Linked DNA regions of Homo sapiens: regions 1, 2, 3, 4, 6 and 7 are each linked to region 5. Evidence: chromatin contacts called from ENCODE Hi-C or POLR2A ChIA-PET data. All regions are on one chromosome and are shown on one strand. Each heading gives the region's core, a stretch centred on a gene start or an enhancer-like site at or near the end of the contact. The rest is flanking DNA. Distances are from core to core; before and after follow the strand shown. Region 1 overlaps PTPRJ (protein tyrosine phosphatase receptor type J). Region 2 holds the start of DGKZ (diacylglycerol kinase zeta). Region 3 has its middle 31 kb from the start of NUP160. Region 4 holds the start of CHRM4 (cholinergic receptor muscarinic 4). Region 5 holds the start of DDB2 (damage specific DNA binding protein 2). Region 6 holds the start of NUP160 (nucleoporin 160). Region 7 overlaps AMBRA1 (autophagy and beclin 1 regulator 1).

Region 1 (2,700 bases), core at 50-2,549, 790 kb after region 5:
CTCCTGGCTTGCTTCTTTCCCGTAAATTGAGGTGTGTTATTCCACTGCTTAAAAGCCTACATGGCTTCATATCGCTGTTAGTATAAACCCAAACAGTGGTCTGCAAGACTCTGAACCTTAGATCAGGATGATCAGACCCCTCCCTCCCCTCCACCCTCCGACCTCATCCTGGCTACCCACTCCCTGTTCACAGACTACAGTCACCTGGCTCTAGTACAACAGACACTTGAACCTACCCCGCCCCTCTCCCTCAGGGCCTGGTACTATCCTCCTCGCTCCTTCTTATCACTCAGGCCCCTCTATCCCATCATCCTCCTTCATTTCCTCCCATCCTTATCACCTACTCATTTCTGTCTGTCTCCCCACCTCTTGGATTATGAGTTCAGGGGAGTGGGACCCCCTATGTCTGATTTCCTTATGTGTAGGACAGAGCGTGCCTCAAAAGCATGCTTGCTTGGTGAATGAATTGAAAGAACCACCCTGACATGGAGCTGGTATTATCCACAGGTTACAATGGACTGGACCTCCTCTTCCAGTCCCATATAATTTTTTTTTTTTTTTTTTTTTTTTAAATTTTGAGACAGAGTCTCACTCTGTCGCCCAGGCTCGAGTACAGTGGTGATCTTGGTTTACTGCAACCTCTGCCTCCCAGGTTCAAGCAATTCTCGGTCCTCAGCCTCCCCAGTAGTTGGGACTACAGGCATGTGCCATTACACCTAGCTAGTTTTTGTGTTTTCGTAGAAACAAGGTTTCACCATGTTTGCCAGGCTGGTCTTGAACTCCTGGACTTAAGTGATCTGCCTGCCTTGGCATCCCAAAGTGGTGAGATTACAGGCATGAGCCATTGTACCTGGCCCCATATCACTTCTTATTATCTCATAATATTCTTACCTTTTGCAGTGACAGCCCCAAAGTGTGTGTGTGTGTGTGTGTGTGTGTGTGTGTGTGTGTGTGTGTTTGGGGTGGGGATCATAATAATCCTGCAGGTGGGGTTTAGCTCTGGTGAAAAGAGCACAGATCCTTTGATTTGGGTTTGAATCCCAGCACTTCCTCTTACTAAGCTGTGTGATCTTGGGACATTACTAACCTCTGTGAGGTTCAGTTTTTCTTGGCTGCAAAATGTAAGCACAATACTAATAAGTAACTGACAGATGCTGTGCTTCTGCCAGACACTGTACCCAGTGCTTTGTGTGTATTGGCTGAGTGAATCCTCATGACACCCTAATGAGGTAGGTCTCTTCTCTTCTTGCTTTCATTTTACAGGAGAGGAAAATGAGATGCAGAGAAGCTAAGCAACCAGCCTGAGGCCACACAGCCAATCAGTTGAGAGTCAGAGTTCAAGCCTAGGCTGCTTGCTGCCAGAGTCAGAGTGTTAGGTAGGACTTTATGAAATCATGCCCACAGGCCCCGGAACAGGTAGTGGTGCAGACACTTGGTAAACCGTAGTTACCCCTCCCACTTTGACATTTACTCTCCTGGTGACATTTAAGTTTTCTGACTGTTTTGTTGTTCAAGTTGGTGACAAAAGTACCAATTTCCTGCCTGCTCACTTCCAAACACAGCTTCTGTTGATGAGAACTAAGGGAGTACAACTTTTCAGGCCGGGGGTGTGCATGGTGTTTTGGGCCTTGGTGCTCAGGAAGTGTGGGCACTCCCTTAAATTTTTTAAATGGGCAAATGAGTGCATTTTCCTATTTAAATTTTTTTTTTTTTTTTTTTGAGACAGAGTCTCGCTCTGTCACCCAGGCTGGAGTGCGGTGGCGCCATCTCAGCTCACTGCAACCTCTGCTTCCCGGGTTCAAGTGATTCTTGTGCCTCAGCCTCCCGAGTAGCTGGGATTACAGGAGGCTGCCGCCACACCTGGCTAGTTTTTGTGTTTTTAGTAGAGATGGGGTTTCACCATGTTGGCCAGGATGGTCTGGAACTCCTGACCTCAACTGATCTGCCCACCTCGGCCTCCCAAAATGCTGGGATTACAGGCATGAGCCACCATGCCTAGCCTCACTCCCTTAAATTTTTAAAATGGGTAAATGAGTGCATTTTCCCATTTGAAACATTTTCTGCTTCAAATCCTTATTGAGCACTTTGTGCTAGGCATTGTGACTATGATCAGTATAAAAACCCCAAGAAAACAAAAAAACAAAAACAGTAATTCACTGTCCTGTCACCCCCAACTCATCAATCCTTTGCTTTTCCATAACTGGTTACCTGGGTGCTTTTCTTCGTTGTGATTATTTTTTATTGGAAATGCAGATTTGTGACTGTGATGGGCCTGAGGTCAGGTCACCTTGCTGAGGCGAGTTTCCTGGGCGGCTTTGCCCTGTTTTGATAAACAGAAGAATGAGCAGCTGGAGCTGCATTTCAAGTGGCTGCTTTAGTTGAGGCAGGCAGGCCTCAGTGTTTATGTGACACCGAGCAGCTTCAAAATGAGCTTGGTCATTTAAAAAAATTTATTTTTTCCTAGTTAGGTAACAGTGGTATAACAACATTAAAAGAAATGTAGAAACTAGAGAAAGGAAAAAAAAAAGCCCTTTATCCCCCCCATCACAAAACTATTATAATTTCAAAATAGTTACAAGTACAATGTATTCCAAGTGGCTTCTTATTTAAGATAATTATATTCACAGAGCAGGGACCGTTTCAGGTCCTTTAATGCTGAAAGGCTAAATAAAGAGAACTTTTTATTTTTTCCATGTTAAT
Region 2 (2,700 bases), core at 200-2,699, 870 kb before region 5:
TGGGGATTGATCTGCCCTCCTCCTGGCCACCCTGGCACCAGCTGCTGGCTGGAGGGCTGGAGCCCCACCTCCCTGATCAGACCTTCTCCCAACTTGCAGGAAACTGGGAGAGGGTTCTGGGCCTCGGGGTGCTGGTTCTTCCTCAAAATCACAGGCTTGTCCGCAGGTCACAGCCCTAAGCATTGGCTATTTGCGGCTGACTAAGGCTGGAAAACGGGCTGCCAGAACCCAAGAGGGGAGGATGAAAGCGAAGGTGACACAGGATGTGGCTTGGCAGAGAGGCGTGCACACAGAAGTAGTGGGCAGCTGGTGTGGGCAGCAGGGTGGTAGGGTTTGGGGAGGTGGAAGACCATGCTTCCCAGCTCCTGGCCTCCCTTCGTCAGCCCTGCGGGGGCCATCAGAAACAGCCCCGGTGTGTGTGATGGCTGTGCCCCTACAGGTGACTGCTTGGGTTCCAATTGCTCTCATTTCTGGAGGGGGACGGCCTCGGCTGCATTGTGGGGTGTCTTTGTGTGTGCATGTGAGGTATATTTCTGGATGGGAGTGTGTGCATATGCACACACATACATATGTGTGAGGGATGTGGCAACCGGTAACCATTGTCCTGGGAGTATTTGTATGTAGGAGAAAGGTGTGTGTTCTGTGTGGGCATGTGTGCTTGTGAATGGGAGTGTGGTACCTGTTGTCCTTCTGTGTATTTGTGAGTGTGTAAGGGCTGTGCAGGTGATTCCCGTAGCATATGAGATCTATAGGTTCTGTTGAATACTATGTCAGGAAAATGCGATGTGTTGGGCCTGGGTGAGAAGGTTGGAAACCATTGTGAATAGCTGTGGAAGGATGACTTTGTAGGAGAAACTTGTGAGTTCTTTGTTGGTGTGTGTGCGAGTCATTAAGTGACTTTGGTCACTGAGTGCGAGAGGCTGGGGTGGGAAGTGTTCGTTTAAGTAATGAGTGGGCATAATTGTGTAAGGGATGTGTTTGTTCTGCGTGCATGGGGAGCACTGTGTGACTTTTGTTCCCCTGGGTGCGATTTGGGGGAGCCAAGGAGGTATGGGTGGAGATTGTGAGTGGCTATGAGTAGGGTGTGCGAGAGCGGAGGGGAGGTGGTGACAGCAGCCCTCGCGAGTGTACACTTGTGAGCGTGCAGTTGTTTGGTAGCGGAGGGATCGGGGGAGGAAAGATGCGCGTCTGGATGCGCGCAGTGCGAGTGTGCCAGGCCGGGAGATTCAGTCCCATCCAGGCGGGCCGGGCCGGGCTGGGGGCAGGGCTTTCTGCTGCCCCGCCCATTCGTCGCCCCGCCCCTCGGACCGCCCCAGCGGGCTGCAGCGCAGCGGGCGTCCGGCAGAGGGCGCTGCGGGCCCGGTGCCACCGTGCGGCCGAGGGGGCGTGCTCGGCGGCGGGCAGGCAGCGGCCCGGCCAGCTATGCGGGGTCCTGCGGCCGCGGCTGGCGGCACTTCCTGGAGCGGCGGCGGCAGCGGCTTCCCGGGCACCTGGGCGTGGGGAGCGGGGGCGCGCGGCGCGGGGCGGGCGGAGCGAGCGCGCGCCATGGAGGTGGCGGGCGGCGCGGAGCGGGCGTGCTGAGCCCCGGCCGCCGGCCCGGCATGGGCGTCTCCCGCGGGCCCTCCGCCGGCCGGGGCTAGGGCCGGATGGAGCCGCGGGACGGTAGCCCCGAGGCCCGGAGCAGCGACTCCGAGTCGGCTTCCGCCTCGTCCAGCGGCTCCGAGCGCGACGCCGGTCCCGAGCCGGACAAGGCGCCGCGGCGACTCAACAAGCGGCGCTTCCCGGGGCTGCGGCTCTTCGGGCACAGGTGAGCGGGGCGGCGGCGGGGCAGGCACCGAGGCACCGGCAGGTTACCGCTCCCTCACCGGGGGACATTCCTCGGCCACTGGGGGTCCGGGCCACTTCGGTACTGACACTGAGTCGGGGAGAGGCTGGCACCGGCGGCACGAGCCGTCTTGGCGTGGGCACCCACTGGGAGTCATCCCCCAGGGCCGGGACACGGGCGGGATCGGTCGGCTTGGCACTGTCACCGGGTGGGGGTCATTCCCTGGCACCGGCAGTCTAGTGCGCCTCATGTGTAGTACCGTGGGAGGATCGGCTCCCAACCCTCCAGCAGGAAGATGGAATCACCCCAGCCCCCGGCACAAGCAGGTTGGGCCCCCAGGACTGGTCACCCACGCCTTCTTGGCACTGATAGAACAGGGCCTCTCTGAGCCTCCTGGCACCACTGAGGTGGGGATCACACCGCCCTTTGGACTTTCGTGGGACCAGGTTGCCTACCATCACTGCGTGGCATCTGCAGAACGTAGCCCCGTTGATACCGTCACCACACATGGCTTGTCCCCAAGCTCTGGTCACTGGTTTAATTGTTTAACATGTTAAGCTTCTCCTTGGGGTTGGGGGTGCCTGATCATCTGCCCTACCTTGCTCTTAATTAGCAGAGAGACCCCAGCCCATCCCTCTGCTAGGCAGGCAGCATGTCTCCCTCTACCCTCTTCCAGCCCATGCTGGGAAAGGGATGGGGTGGGCTGGAGTCTGGAATCTGCTGGCTGTTCAAGCTTCATCTTGCCCCCTCCCCCAGCACTCCAAATGTCACCATCTTGTGCCTGTGACAGAGCTTTGACCAGGACTCTAGCGGGGAACCGGGGGGAGAGTGTGGAAAGACTGAGTGCAGGCAGTTCATGGCAAGTGTGCTGCTCT
Region 3 (2,700 bases), core at 179-2,678, 660 kb after region 5:
AGGCCCTGAGGAAGAATAGAGGTTCCCAAGATTGGAACAGGCAGAAAAAGGAATGGGTGGTAAGGAAGAAAGATGACTTGAGAAACTTGTCTGTGCTGAAGAGCAGAGAAATATTATTATTATTATTTTTAGAGAAAGGGTCCCACTCTGTTGCCCAGGCTGGAGTGCAGTGGCGTGATCATAGCTCACTGCAACCTTGAACTCCTGGACTCAAGACTCAAGTGATCCTCCTGCCCCAGCCTCCTGAGTAGCTAGGACTATAGGCATGCACAATCATGTCTGGCTAATTTTTTTTTTTAAGTGAAAGCAAATTTATTAGAGAAGTAAATAAACGAGCAGGGCATGGTGGCTCATGCCTGTAATCCCAGCACTTTGGGAGGCTGAGACAGGTGGATCACCTAAGGTCAGGAGTTCAAAACCAGCCTGGCCATCATGGTGAAACCCCATCTCTACTAAAAAATAGAAAAATAGAAAAATTAGCTGGGAGTGGTGGTGGGTGCCTATAATCCCAGCTACTTGGGAGGCTGAGGAAGGAGAATTGCTTGAACCCAGGAGGTGGAGGTTGCAGTGAGTTGAGATCGTACCACTGCACTCCAGCCTGGGTGACAGAGTGAGACTCCATCTCAAGAAAAAAACAAAGTAAATAAACAAAAGAATGGCTACTCCATAAGCAAAGGAGCCTAATTTTTTTTTTTAATCTATTTTTTTTTTTTTGTAGAGACAGGGTCTCTCTATGTTTCCCAGGCTGGTCTCAAATAATCCTCCTGCCTCAGCCTCCCGAAGAGCTGGGATTACAGGTGTGAGCCACAGTGCCCAGCCAAGAAATATTGTTTATTGAAGGTTTGCTATGCTCTCACTTTGTGTGAAGTGCCAAGGTTAGAGCAGAGAACCGACAGAAGTGGTTCCTGACCTCATGGAGCTGACAGTCCAGCAGAGGAGAGACAGGTTTGACAAACAATGATTCAGCTCCACTTTCGATGAGTTCTCTGAGAGAGTGGTGGAGGGTGAAGGGAGTGTGTTATAGTAAGACAACACCGAAAGAGGGGAAGGGAGGAGGGATCAGAGGGGGCGTCTTGGAGGAAGTGACACTTGACGGATTACGATTTGGTGTCCCCTGTGCCTCCACCTTCAGGGAGCAATGCCCTGGTTCTGGTGACATGGGCACTCAGGGTCCCCATGGCAGTTCCTTCTCATTGAGTGTCACCTCCGTCATTTGGCTTCAAGAACTGGAATATGCAAATGGCAGTCAGTTATGTGTGATCAAATGACACTGGCTACATGCTCAAGAACGAATTTAGCATCTACCACCAGCGTTCCCACAGTACTCCCAAATAACTTCTGTATCCTCCCCACCTCCAGACACACATGTATACACACACACAACCTCACACACATTCTCAAACCAGCCTGTCAGTCTACCTCACTCTCCTCTTCAGTTTCAGCTTCCACTGGTCTAGGTCCCTGGCCCATGAAGCCAGCTGATGGAGCCTCATGGTGGCCAAAGTTGAAGGGACTCAATGTGGGGACACCGAAGTGTGTGCCCAGGCCATCTCTCCAGCCTTCTAAAACCACCTGCCTTGGGGAGAGGAAGTGGGGAGAATGTCATCTGCTCTGTTTGTACTCCAGAGCAGCTCTGCTTGTGCCCCCACAAAGTCTCTCATCCAAGTTTTCTGTCAACTTTCTGTTCACAGAGTTTCACTTCCAGTTCAAGGGCTAGATGGGGAGTTGACATATGACCTTGGGCAAATTACTTACCTTCCTTGTGTTGCAATTTTCTCATCTGTAAATGAGGATAACAAAAGTACCTACTTCAGTTTAAGTGAAAAAAATTCATGTAAGTGTTTAACATAGTGACTAGCACATATTAGGTGCCCAGTAAATGTTAGCTCTTATTATTACTTTCATCATTATGATTATTTACTGGAGAATTTGGCTACATTAAATGTCTGAGCTCCAGCTCAGCTAGCCAAAGTCTACAGTTCAAAGTCTACTGTTATAACTGTAATCCCAGCACTTTGGGAGGCTGAGGCAGGTGGATCACTTGAGGTCAGGAGTTCAAGACCAGCCTGGCCAACATGGTGAAACCCTGTCTCTACTAAAAATACAAAAATTAGCCAAGTGTGATGGTGCACACCTGTAATCCCAGCTATAAGGGAGGCTGAGGCATGAGAATAGCTGGAACCCAGGAGGCAGAGGTTGCAGTGAGCCAAGATTGTGCCACCACTCTACTCCAGCCTGGGTGACACAGCAAGAGTCTGTCTCAAAAAACAAAACAAAACAAACAAACAAACAAACAAAAAAACAAAGTCTACTGTTAAATAAATTGGCATTCCAGTTTCATCCAATCGGGTTTATGAGCTTAGCTAATGTGTGTCTGCCCCTAAGAGCTAAAGCTGCCCTGGGGCCTCCCAGTCTCTTCCTTAGCCAGGCAGTGTGGTTCTGAGTACCAGAAAGCTCCTGAGGAAAACCCTCTGCCAAAATGGAACACCAAGGGAAAAGGATAAAAGCAACAATTTTGGACCAGGCTGGCATGAACTGTGATCCCAGTCTGCCATACTTATTTTTTTATTCTAAAATAACAGAGATAACATACACAATGGGCTTTCTAACTTGCCACTTTTCCCTTATCTTTTTTCCCTTTGTGAACCTAAAACATCATGTTCTTTCATGCAGTCTTTCAAAAAGAAGGAAAGAAAAAAA
Region 4 (2,700 bases), core at 141-2,640, 820 kb before region 5:
CTGGCCTTGAGGGACACCAGGCACGCTCAGCTCTAATAACTCCCCTAAGAGGCGTTATTGCCAAAAGCCGCCCATTCTCGCGGCGAGAGGGCATCCGCAGTGCACCCACAAGGCGGAGGCCCGGACAGAGCTCGGGTCAGGCGAGTGCAAGACTCTTGTCCTCCTTCTCTCCTCACCCTGCACCCTACCCCAGAGGCACTGTCTAGCCCCTGTGACCAAAGTGGGGACCCAGTTTCTCACGCTAGGGTCGGGCGGGCCTCGAGGGCCGTGTTTTCCTAGGCCATCTGGAGGCTCCTCCATGTCTCCGCCGTGGTCGAAGGAGCCCTGGCTCTCGGGTGCCCCGCCCTCCCTCCAAGCCCCTAGCACGCAGTTCCTGCAGCCTCTGGGCGTGGGCACTGTGTTTCCCGAGTCCTCGACACCCCTCTTCCCCGGGCGAGACCGGAGGGGGTGCTCCGCACGCCCGTGGGGTGGTTTGGGGTGTAGGTCTTCGGTTCTTGGGCATTCACTCCATGGCTCTGGGAAGGCTGTGGCCCCTGGATCTGTCCCTGGGGCGGGAGAGGAGACTCCAGAGTCCAAGGGAGGGAGAGGCGAAGATTTGGCACCGACATTGTGCCCAACACTTCCGTTGCGGGGCCGGAGGAGGGGGCCTGGAGCTGGAGGACCCCGGCTTGGAGGCTGGGCAGCAAAGGGGGGTAGTACCGGAGCGGGGGAGGGGTGTCGGGGAGGGCAGGGGTGTTTTCCGTCGGGGCTCAAGGTCGTAGATGGAGGACTCCAGGGGCCGGAGTGGGCTGGCAGCGCGGGGGCAAAGGGGTGGAGGGAGAGGGAGGGCGGGGAGACGGCGGGAAAAGGGCTCTTTGGGGCTTCAGCGCCCGGCGCCCTGCTGAGCCGCCAGTGGGAGGGCTGGAGTACAGGGTCCCACCCCCGACGGCTGCCCCTGGCTCCGTGGGGTCTGTGGGCGGGCAATCCCCCGCCCCCGACATCCTGGATGCCCACCCCTTCCCACGGGCGCACCCGGGCGCACCTGGAGAAGCCTCCGAGAGCCCCCGGCCTTGCTTCCAGCGGGGTCCCCCAGCCCCGGCCCACTGCCGCTCCCGGCCCGCGCTCGCCCCGGAGGGGGTCTGGCGCCCTGTCCCAGTCGAACCCACCTCTGGGGAGCCTCAGAGCGTCCCGGGGACCTGCTTCCTGCTCTTCCCGGCGAGCCCCCCGCCCCCGCGCCGCCGCGGAGCCACTTACCCGCCGCCTCTGCCCAGCTCCCCTCGCGCCAGACAGACGGCGGGACGGACGCGCGGCCCCGCGGGCCGGCGGGGCGGGCGGCCGGGCCGAGGGCCGGGGGCGGGGACGGGGTGTCGAGGGGCGGCCCCTGCTCCGCCCGCAGCTCCCGGCGCTGTGGCTCCGACTCGCGCTCACGCTCGCACTTTTCCCCGAGCCGCGTGATGTCACGAGGAAGCAGCCAATCGTGGCGGGGCCGCGCCGCCCGCCCCGGGCCGGTCACCCGGCGGCGACGCGCGGGGGTCAACACCCGAGGCGTCGGAGACCCCGGCGGTCCGCGCCCCTCTCGGGGGCTGGCCGGCAGCTCCCTGCTTGGGCACAGAGGGCGCCGCCCACGGCCAGCGACGCAGGGGAGCAGGGGGCGCTGCCCTCCGGGGGGTGGGGGTGTCCGCGTTGTCATGGGGACGCGGCGCCCCCTCGCGGGCTGGGGAAGGAGCTGGCAGCTGGGTCCGGCCGCGCTCCCGCCTCCGCCCTGACCATACTCCCGGGACCCTGAGCTATTTTCGCGCCTCTCCGGGACCTCAGCGCCCTGCGTGGCCCCGCTGGCGGTTTGGCCGCGAGGCGCGGGAGTCTGACCCCAGCGGGAGGCTGCGGGTGGGTGGGGCGGGCTGCGCCGCCAGGGATCCGTCGGGGTCGAGGGCCGGGAGCTCCAGCCGCGCCGCTGCGTGCCGGCCGGGCCGCCCGCGAGGAGGGGCGCCGTCGGGGCCTGGGGAAGCGCAGGAGCGGGTGGACTGGAGAGGTTCGGCCGGGGAGAGAAGAGCCCACCGCGGACCACTCGCCCGCACCCGCTCGGCTGCCTGCTCAGCGTTCCGGGCCGGGGAAGGGGCGCGCCCCTGCTCTCCCAGCCCTGGGATGGGACGCGCCGCCAGTCCAGGCGCAGCCTGGACCGCCAGTTCACCGCCGCCTGTGAGGGACAGTCGGTTGCCCAAGGTCGCCGGGGCCGGAGCCCGGGACAAGATCCCGGAGAGCGGGCAGCCAATCTCAGAGGTCGCTGGGAACCGCACGGGCCGTAGCCTCAGGACTCCGGGCCTCGCCCAGGCTGGGCGGACCTTGGGGCGGCTTCAGCACCTCGGAGAGCTCCCCGCGCCCTGGCCCAGCAGCCTCGCCTGCCTGATTCCGCTCCAGCGCTTGTCTCCCTCCGAGAGCGCCCTTCCGGGGGACCGCCGGGGTCGGACGCTCCCCACTGCGCCCAGGACCGAGGCCTGTAACCCCAAATTCTGATCGCAAACATTTGATTAAGCTTAAGACGTCTGATTTCTTCTCTCGGGGAAACAACTCAAGACCCTCCCCCGAGGGCCGGAGGTGGTGAGGGCGATTGCGGGGGCGGCGGTGGAGGAGAGGCAGGAGCCTCTTGGCAGAGAATGGGAGGGAACTCGAGTAGAAGCCAGCGCTGCGGGGCTCTTGGTGTGGGGTTCTCCGCGCGGAACCCGG
Region 5 (2,700 bases), core at 74-2,573:
ACAAAAAATGCAAAAATTAGCTGAGTGTTGCGGCGCGCACCTGTAGTCCCAGCTACTCGGGAGGCTGAGGTGGGAGGATCGATGTCCAGGAAGTCCAGCCTGCATTGAGCCCACATCCTGCCACTGCACTCCAGCCTGGGTGACAGAGAGAGGCCCTGTCTCAAAAAAAAAAAAAAAAAAAAGAAAGAGAGAAAGAAAGAAAGAAAAAATAAAAACAGCCAACGACCAAACAAATAAAAGAGCAGTGAGAACCAGACACGGTGGCTCATGCCTGTAATCCCAGCACTTTGGGAGGCAGAGGCAGGAGGATCACTTGAGCCCAGGAGGTCCAGACCAACGTGGGAAACATAGCAAGACCTTGTCTCTACAAAAATAAAAATAAAAAAATTAGGCTTGGGGATACAGGTCTGCAAGCCTACTTGGGAGGCTGAGGTGGGAGGATCAGTGAAACTTGAGGTCAAGGCTGCAGTGAGCTGTGATTACATCACTGCACTCCAGCCTGGGTAACGGAAGAGAGACACTGCCTCTAGGAAAAAAAAAAAAAAAAAAAAAAAAAGGCAAGGAGTTCCAATCATTCTCCCTTCACAGAGAAGCAGCTTGGATTCGATGGGACTGTAGTTTCTGGAATCCGACTGCAAAGCTGACCGCTGGTAGAGCCCAGCTTCTAACTTAGGAAAGGCACTAGCTCTCTACAAAGCCGCCACTCCCCAACTACACCCTGTAGGGACCAGCCAATCCCAAAGCCCGAGCGGGCGTCATCACCAATTGCAAGGCGGGAGACAGAGCCTTGGCTGGCACCGGGCCTCCTCCCCGGACCCGCAGAGGCCTGGCAGCGCCGCGTTTGAGGAGGGTTCGTGTCAGGAAGTCAAGGCTGGATGATCGCTTAAGCCCAGGAGTTAAAGACCGGCCCGGACAACAAAGCGAGACCCCGTCTCTCCAGAAAAAGAAAAAAAGAGAGAGAGAGAGAGAAATTAGCCGGGCGTGGTGGCGTACGCTTGTAGTCCCATCTACTTAGGAGGCTGAGGTGGGAGGATCGCTTGAGCCCAGGAGGTGGAGGCTGCACTGAGCTATGATCGCCCCACTGCCCTCCAGAGTGAGCGACAGAGCCAGACCCTGTTGCTAAAAAAAAAAAAAAAATCCATAAAGCCGGGGACCATCTTTGCTCCAGGGAGGTCAGCTGACCCGGGCTGGCACTGGCCCTGGCGCAGTTCCCGCCCCTCCCGGGAGCGCTGGCACCGCCCCTTGGCACCACCCCCTCCCCGCGCCCCCGCCTTCCAGGAAGGGGCGGGGTCTCCGAGACGGGTGGGGCCGGAGCTCCAAGCTGGTTTGAACAAGCCCTGGGCATGTTTGGCGGGAAGTTGGCTTAGCTCGGCTACCTGTGGCCCCGCAGTTTTGTAGTCCCCGCCTTGTTTCTCCCCAGAGGCCTCTCAATCCTCCCTCCATGATCTTCGCATAGAGCACAGTACCCCTTCACACGGAGGACGCGATGGCTCCCAAGAAACGCCCAGAAACCCAGAAGACCTCCGAGATTGTATTACGCCCCAGGAACAAGAGGAGCAGGAGTCCCCTGGAGCTGGAGCCCGAGGCCAAGAAGCTCTGTGCGAAGGGCTCCGGTACTGCCTGTGCCTGCTGCTTGAATATTTCCGCCTTTTAGGGTGCTCGCGCAGGAGGCTGCAGCGGGGGATGGGTGCTCCGAGGCTCCCGAGGCCCGCGCAGGTCACGGGTGCCTCCGGCTGTGCATTCTACCTGCAGGTCCTTTGACACCAGAGTGTTTAGGTTTCAACACCTCTCCCGCTAGGTAACAGGAAGCAGATGAGCTCCGTAACAACAGACACACGGACTTGTCAGATTCCTTGTTCGTATCAGGGTTCTTGCACAGTTAGGACGGCTTCAGAGAATCCTACCTTTCCTGGCGCTGTGTGTGCTGGATTTCATAGTCACGCTTGTTAGCTGCACGTCCTCGGTGGTCAGTTGTGAGAGCCCCCAATTCCTTCCTCCTTAGAAAGCTCATTCTCTGAGGTTTACTGGGGCTTGAACCTGGGGCTATAAGGAGTTTCGAGACACTCAAAAACGAGCTGGGGCTTGTTAATCAAGTGGTTTTTGTCCATGAGAAGAAAGAATTGGTTGTCAAGACGTCGGACCTATAGTGATTGGGTCCTCAAATACAGTTTGGTGATCAGGAGTTGTTGCTTTATTGCTATTCTAATTTCACTTACCTCCCCAGAAGTAACCTAGTTAAGAGCATTTCCAGGCCTTCCTATTCCTTCTTTTCCTAAACGGTGACTTCTGCCATGCTGCCCTAAAATCTTTTTATTGTGCATTATATGTGATTTATAAAATTGTGACCCAGTCCCATCTCGAGTTTTGCAGCCCAAACTGGGAAGAGTTCTGCATTGTACTTTATCCTTGTGTGTTTCTTTGGCTGGGGTCTCAGGAACCCTGCACGACTGTATTTACTTTCACTTCAGACTTACTGTTTGTGGGAGTGTTTTGGGGAAGGGGCCAAATCCTCACTCATTTTTTTATTTCTGGTGCTCGTTGAGACCACACAGACATGGAAAGGCCGCAGGAGGTGATGAGACAGAGATTAACCGTGCCGAATGAAACAAGGCTTCCTTTCGGGGAATTCAGCAGAAAAACCTTTCGTGAGATTGGAGAGGAAAATATGTCTGTTCTGCTTGGCAGGTCCTAGCAGAAGAT
Region 6 (2,700 bases), core at 194-2,693, 630 kb after region 5:
CCTCCCTCCCTCCTTTTGGAATCCCTAGTGTTAACTGTTCCCATCCAAAAATGCAATTTTGATGTTAGTAACTCTTTAAAAATCTTTCAATTATTACTCAATGTACTTAGGATAAAATCCAAAAATCCTTAAAAATGGCCTAAGGGTCCCTCATGGTCCGAGTCCTGCCTACCTCTCCAGCCTCAGTATCTCACATCACTTTCTGTTTTACCCACTGCACTTAAGCCACACAGATCTTTGGTCAGTTCCAAACCCGCCACATTCTTTCCACTTCATGACCTTTGCATATGGTGATCCTACTTGCTGGACTCCTCTCTGTCCACTCCCCATGCCTGGCTAACCTCGTGTCCTTTAGATCTCAGGGTAACTGTGAATTCCTTAAAGCCTTTCCCTGCCCCACTAATTATATTTGGTCCTCTTATTAGCCTCTCATAACCCGTATATTTTTCCTCTAGGGCAAGTTTTCCTCCAAAAAATTTCCCCATGAAAAGTGGGTCTACATCTATTCTGACATTGCTACAACGTCTTGCATGATGAAAATTGCAGTTTTGTTCATTTCGTCCTGGTACCTAGCACAATGCCTGACATATTGAAGCTCGAACGTATTTGTACAATGAAGGAAGCTGTAAAGCACTATAAAAACATAACGGGTTCATGTTTAAAATTGGTCTTATGGGCTTTATTCCCCTAAGCTACATTTCCTCTGCTTCTGGTGTTGCTTGGTGTATGTGTGTGTGGGGGTGGGGGGGGGGAGGGGGAGAGGTATCTCTTCTAGAACTCTGTGTCTCAGTTTTCCCGATTCTGATACGAACTGAAAAAACAATCTTTCTCTTTCCCTAAGTGTCAATTACCGCTTCTAGAATAGCACTTTGGGTACAGCGACGAAAATTTATACACCAAACCCTACCTTCCAGGGGAGTTTGGCGAACCACAACACTTACCAATGAATGAACCTGTTTCTGGTTACGGAGAACAACTTGCCACTCTCCACGTAGTAAAAGCCTCCCGCGCTTTCACTGTATTTTACGGCGCCAGCCACGGCATTTGCAGTCCCTGCAAAATGAACGTGGTCAGCCTGCACACGCGTCTTCTGAGAAATGACAGGGACTAAGGGAGCTGACAAAGCAGAGAGTGACAGACTGACAACCCATACAAAGAAAAGAGGAAAACGTCGGACATCAAGGAATCTCTGATCCCGGGGCTAGAGGCATGTGGACTCAGGAGGATGAAACAGGGCGTCAGGGACCCTGGGACCCATGAGAGGAGCCCGAGGGGACAGATGGGATCGCACCCTCCCTGGCCATTTCCGTACCAATGCTGCAGACTGTGAATTCCCGAAAGTGCCTCGGCCTTTCGCGCTCAGCTCCGCTTAGCTCCACGAAGCTCCGTTCCAGGGCTCCCGCCGCCGCCATCTTCCCGCCGTCGCCGCGACGCCCAACGGAACAAAGGCAGGGCCGCGCGGTCGCCGTCACTTCCGGGGGTGGGGCGGGCGGAGCTGCGGACAGGTGAAGCATTCCGGGAGCAGAAAGGCGGCTCCGGCCCTTCGTTGCGAGGCTTCCACCGGGAGAATGAGGGTGGGCAGCGAGGAATCCAGAAGAGAAGGGGGCAGGGGAGGCAGACTCTATCTGCGGGAACCTTCCAGTGGCCGGCTGGAACGCCTCCGGAGGGCGGTGCTCTTTTCTCAGCGGCCGCAGGGCAGGGGGCGGGGCCGGGTTTGTTTCTGTTTCTAAAACGCGGGGCTCAGTCGACCAGGAGGGGCGAGGTCCGGGGAGTCCCGGCCTTTCGGCGTCCTCTGCCGGATCCCGGGTTTATGGTCACCTCTCCCTCGGTTAGGGTGTCCGTCTGTAAATCTTTGGCGATCCTCCCTTCGCTCTTCAGTGGCGACACTTGGGATGGCGGGGTGAGGAAGGGGTAGTGAGGGAAAGGCCTTTGGTTTTGGTCTTTCCCCTCCCCAAGAGACTGTATTCGTGTATTCCTGTATAATGAAACGTAATGTGGTAAACCTTGGTGCTGCCACTTGCTGAGGTTACCTGAGTGCTACTCACTTGGATACGTGAAAGGAATTTGCCATTCCTTCCACCCGTGATCTTGCACTTGGCTGTCAATGCAGTAAGGGCCCATAGTGGGTGTTTAGAAGATATTGTGGGAGTAGATGTTCAAAATCGAGGAAAATGCTAATCTCCAGCGGGGAAGGTTTTGTTCCTTAGTGATAGCCAATAGAAGTTAAAGCACTTCTATTACCAGTGACCACAACCATTCCCTGTCATTCTCCGTTTCATTTATCTGGTTCCGACCATCATTTTCTATCTTTCCACTTCACTCCCTCTGGGACACCAACTTTGGCAGTGCAGTCCCCTCATTCTACCTGGAATCCATTGTTCTACAAAATCTTCACTGTCCCACACTTCTTTGGTGTTTCTTTCTTATCCTGAATACCATTAAATTACTTCATTGCCTAACTCTTCATCGGTAAAAACTACAACTTCGACTACATTCAAATCTGTAGCTGAACATGACTGGAGAAAACTATACACCCGGGTCGGGCGTGGCTCCCAGCATTTTGGGAGGCCAAGGCGTGAGGATCACTTGAGGTCAGGAGTCCGAGACCAGCCTGGCCAACATGGTGAAACCCGGTCTCTACCAAAAATAGAAAAATTAGCCGGGCGCGGTGGCTCACGCCTGTAATCCCAGCGCTCTGGG
Region 7 (2,700 bases), core at 156-2,655, 710 kb before region 5:
TTTCTGGATGTCCTGTTTGTGCAGTTTGATAAACACAAGGACCCTGCAGTCTCAATCCTTGCTGTAGACAGAGATGAATGGCAGGAGAGGAAGCCTGCCCAGGAAGATGGTCATTCATCTAGATCACAAAAGAACAGAAAATTTAACCTGATGCTGACCAACCTCCAAAGCCACCCTCCCAAGAGATAAATCTCAATGGTCTTGCTCCACAGCAAGCTCTTGGAAAGGCTCAAAAATGGTGGTACATCATTTTCAAAGGTTTTTAAATCAGCAGGACAATAAAACTCAGACACTAAATATGCTTGCTCCTGTCCTCTAACCTTAGACATATCTGATTTGGTCAAATGGAAGAGAACCACAAAAGATGGGCTCTGAGTAATGGCTCCCTTGGTTTTCTGAGAACACTATACAACTGGATGTGACAAGCCCAAAAATGGCAAAATGATCTATGACTTAGCAAACAGAGGGAGAGGTCATCAAAGTGAGGTAGCAAAGGCAAGAGCATGAAGTGCTGAGAAGGTGAGGATACCAAACAAAGGAACAACTGTCTTAATGGTAACCTAATTGTTAGGAGGATTACTCGCCATATCTACCTTACATGTCTCTCTGTACCTGAAAAAAATATAAATCGTGACTGCACATGCCTCTGACTTTCCTTCTAGTTACCAAAGCTAAGGCAAAAGATTGGGGCAGAAAAATTAAAATGTGCTGGTACATTCCTTCTTTGTTATTCTCCCTCCTCACAGAGCACGTGGACACTCAGAGGACAGGAGCAACCACAAGCAGCATTCAGTTTACTGTAGAGGGAGGTGGGCAGGGAAGGAGACAGAGAAAGAATAAACAGTCAGTTTCAACCAGCCAGTAACATCCTTTACTAGAAGACCTGGACTACTAATGTTGAGGTGACTAATCCACAGCTGCTATTAAAAACAAGATTCTAGTCTACATCAGCCCAAAAAGAAAGGCAAACACCCCAGAAGGGACTTTCCAAGGAGTATGAGAGAAATCAGTCCATTGTTACTAACCAGGGAGCAATATAAGACCCCCTGAGAAAAAACAGTAAGTCAGTGCATGAAAGGTGAAGAAGGAAATGTAAATTCAGGTCATGCTAAAGCCAGGGGAGGGGGTGGGGGAGAGCGCACAGGTGGGCTGGGGGGAGCATAAGGAGGAGGCAGTCTGACACAGGAAAATCGAGGGGGAAGGAAGGGGAGAGAGAGAGGAGGTGGTAGCAGGAGAAAGGGAAGGTAAGACAAGAACAGAACATTTTAAACTAACCCAGAACTCCCTTGTGAAGGACAAGTCACGAGGCAAGATACAGCTTGAAGGCATGAGCCCCACATTTCACCACTGCAAAAAGATAACGCAGTCTCCCAGGCGTGCATGGAAAGAGGGCTAGGCAATCCACAACACTGACTCCCAGGGCTCCACAGCATTAGTGAGAGAAAGTCACCCAGGCTTTTCAGCAGCACTAAGTGCCAGCAGCCTTGGCATGTATGTTTCAACTGCTTCCCTGAATAGACCCTGGTGCTGGAAAAACCGTATCTACAGGAGAACATATTTCACTGTAAGTATCTGCCTGGCTAAGGGAACAAACACTCCATTTCCTTCACTGCTGATATACGCATCCACCTCACCCTAGAGTGGACAGAAGGGAGAAGGAACAAGCTGACAGTCAGAAGGTAGCTCTGCTCTTCTCCTGCAGTTGACAAGAGAGAACCATGACCTCTGCTCCATTTGCCACACCACTGCTACTTCAGGCCATCCCTGCATTTCTTTCACATTTACATCTTTCTCAGACAAATAAACCTCCCACTTAGTTTTCCTTTTGCTTCTAAGAGCACAAATGCTAGTAGTGTGTTTAATGACAGCATCAGGAAGGCAAATTGGTACAAAGGTTGTTCTCACTTTCCTAGTCCTTTCTGGCAAAGAGATTTCTTAAACACACTAAAAAGCTTTGTTGCAAGATGACTTGTGAGGAACTAGCCATTCAGTTAAGGAAGAAAGCTGAGGGGGAGATGAGAACTCTTAAGGCCCCAGACCTGACCCGGCTATGTCAAGATGGAAGGTGGGGAGGAAATGACTGACAGGCTGTCCTCTTTCACAAATGCCAGTGAAGAAGGAGGAAGAAATAATGCTTAACCGCCCTTCTCTCTCTCTTGCTTTTATGTTTGACAATACCAAAATATAAGGAATCAAAATGAGCCAAATGTTCAATTTGATACAGGCCATAAAAGCTCAGTTTCAGGATGGAAAGAAACACAATGAATGGCTAGAAAGGTCAGAAGCAGCAGATGAGAGAATGCAAAACCCAGCAATAAGATTGGCTAGCTTAGGCTGGGCGTGGTTGCTCACACCTATTATCCCAGCACTTTGGGAGGCCAAGGCAGGCGGATCACAAGGTCAAGAGATGGAGACCATCCTGGCTAACAAAGTGAAACCCCATCTCTACTAAAAATACAAAAAAAAAAAAAAAAAATTAGCCGGGCGTGGTGGCAGGCGCCTGTAGTCCCAGCTACTCCGGAGGCTGAGGCAAGAGAATGGCATGAACCTGGGAGGCGGAGCTTGCAGTGAGCCGAGATTGTGCCACTGCACTGCAGCCTAGGCAACACAGCAAGACTCCGTCTCAAAAAAAAAAAAAAAAAAAAAGGCTTGGCACGGTGGGTCACGCCTGTAATCCCAGCACTTTGGGAGGCCAAGGCG

Evidence for each region. Hi-C counts contacts between places; a loop is a spot of excess contacts on that map. ChIA-PET counts read pairs that join two places held with the same protein, here RNA polymerase II (POLR2A). Pooled maps may share reads with other maps.
Region 1: a loop to region 5 is called in a pooled map, with 10 times the contacts of the local background. The contact joins the enhancer-like site here to the promoter of DDB2 in region 5. A Hi-C loop is called at or near these places in 1 of 37 single-sample maps with no recorded cell type and 8 of 50 pooled maps. POLR2A ChIA-PET finds 5 or more read pairs at or near these places in 2 of 52 experiments (CD8-positive, alpha-beta memory T cell and activated naive CD4-positive, alpha-beta T cell).
Region 2: a pooled map shows a loop between it and region 5 (7-fold over the local background). The contact joins the promoter of DGKZ here to the promoter of DDB2 in region 5. A Hi-C loop is called at or near these places in 1 of 37 single-sample maps with no recorded cell type and 6 of 50 pooled maps. POLR2A ChIA-PET finds 5 or more read pairs at or near these places in 3 of 52 experiments (activated T-cell and activated naive CD4-positive, alpha-beta T cell).
Region 3: a pooled map shows a loop between it and region 5 (3-fold over the local background). The contact joins the enhancer-like site here to the promoter of DDB2 in region 5. A Hi-C loop is called at or near these places in 1 of 50 pooled maps. POLR2A ChIA-PET finds 5 or more read pairs at or near these places in 4 of 52 experiments (OCI-LY7, activated B cell, activated CD4-positive, alpha-beta T cell and 1 more).
Region 4: a loop to region 5 is called in a pooled map, with 2.3 times the contacts of the local background. The contact joins the promoter of CHRM4 here to the promoter of DDB2 in region 5. A Hi-C loop is called at or near these places in 4 of 50 pooled maps. POLR2A ChIA-PET finds 5 or more read pairs at or near these places in 2 of 52 experiments (A673 and PC-9).
Region 6: a loop to region 5 is called in a pooled map, with 8 times the contacts of the local background. The contact joins the promoter of NUP160 here to the promoter of DDB2 in region 5. A Hi-C loop is called at or near these places in 1 of 168 maps with a recorded cell type or tissue (sciatic nerve), 6 of 37 single-sample maps with no recorded cell type and 9 of 50 pooled maps. POLR2A ChIA-PET finds 5 or more read pairs at or near these places in 5 of 52 experiments (B cell, CD4-positive, alpha-beta T cell, activated B cell and 2 more).
Region 7: POLR2A ChIA-PET joins it to region 5 with 13 read pairs in activated B cell. The contact joins the enhancer-like site here to the promoter of DDB2 in region 5. POLR2A ChIA-PET finds 5 or more read pairs at or near these places in 2 of 52 experiments (MCF 10A and activated B cell).

Annotation. Positions count from the first base shown.
Region 1 is chr11:48,000,437-48,003,136 of GRCh38, forward strand. All of the region lies in intron 1 of PTPRJ (protein tyrosine phosphatase receptor type J), which reads left to right. Among named protein-coding and RNA genes, the nearest start is that of PTPRJ, 21 kb to the left of the region's middle. Within about 2 kb of position 1,300, at least 14 of the 41 ENCODE cell types and tissues checked have a DNase peak (open chromatin) inside an H3K27ac peak, as active enhancers do.
Region 2 is chr11:46,346,014-46,348,713 of GRCh38, forward strand. DGKZ (diacylglycerol kinase zeta) reads left to right here and starts at 1,450. Exons shown (of 31, transcript NM_001199267.2): 1 at 1,450-1,807. The coding sequence starts at 1,647. RefSeq lists enhancers at 183-252, 323-372, 2,276-2,700 and silencers at 1,157-1,636, 1,737-1,786, 1,749-1,962, 2,599-2,700.
Region 3 is chr11:47,878,428-47,881,127 of GRCh38, forward strand. No RefSeq gene overlaps it. Among named protein-coding and RNA genes, the nearest start is that of NUP160, 31 kb to the left of the region's middle. RefSeq lists an enhancer at 889-1,058. Within about 2 kb of position 1,429, at least 2 of the 41 ENCODE cell types and tissues checked have a DNase peak (open chromatin) inside an H3K27ac peak, as active enhancers do.
Region 4 is chr11:46,390,386-46,393,085 of GRCh38, forward strand. It overlaps CHRM4 (cholinergic receptor muscarinic 4), which reads right to left and starts at 1,391. Exons shown (of 2, transcript NM_000741.5): 1 at 1,146-1,391. RefSeq lists enhancers at 1-283, 284-887, 2,405-2,700 and silencers at 1,432-1,521, 1,702-1,751.
Region 5 is chr11:47,213,651-47,216,350 of GRCh38, forward strand. DDB2 (damage specific DNA binding protein 2) reads left to right here and starts at 1,324. Exons shown (of 10, transcript NM_000107.3): 1 at 1,324-1,613; 2 at 2,686-2,700. The coding sequence starts at 1,487. RefSeq lists enhancers at 1-764, 765-1,600, 807-1,046, 888-2,087, 1,377-1,656 and a silencer at 1,117-1,326.
Region 6 is chr11:47,846,907-47,849,606 of GRCh38, forward strand. NUP160 (nucleoporin 160) reads right to left here and starts at 1,444. Exons shown (of 36, transcript NM_015231.3): 1 at 1,313-1,444; 2 at 942-1,053. The coding sequence starts at 1,412. RefSeq lists an enhancer at 1,382-1,941.
Region 7 is chr11:46,504,552-46,507,251 of GRCh38, forward strand. The region is part of intron 9 of AMBRA1 (autophagy and beclin 1 regulator 1); the gene reads right to left. Among named protein-coding and RNA genes, the nearest start is that of MIR3160-1, 54 kb to the left of the region's middle. Within about 2 kb of position 1,406, at least 3 of the 41 ENCODE cell types and tissues checked have a DNase peak (open chromatin) inside an H3K27ac peak, as active enhancers do.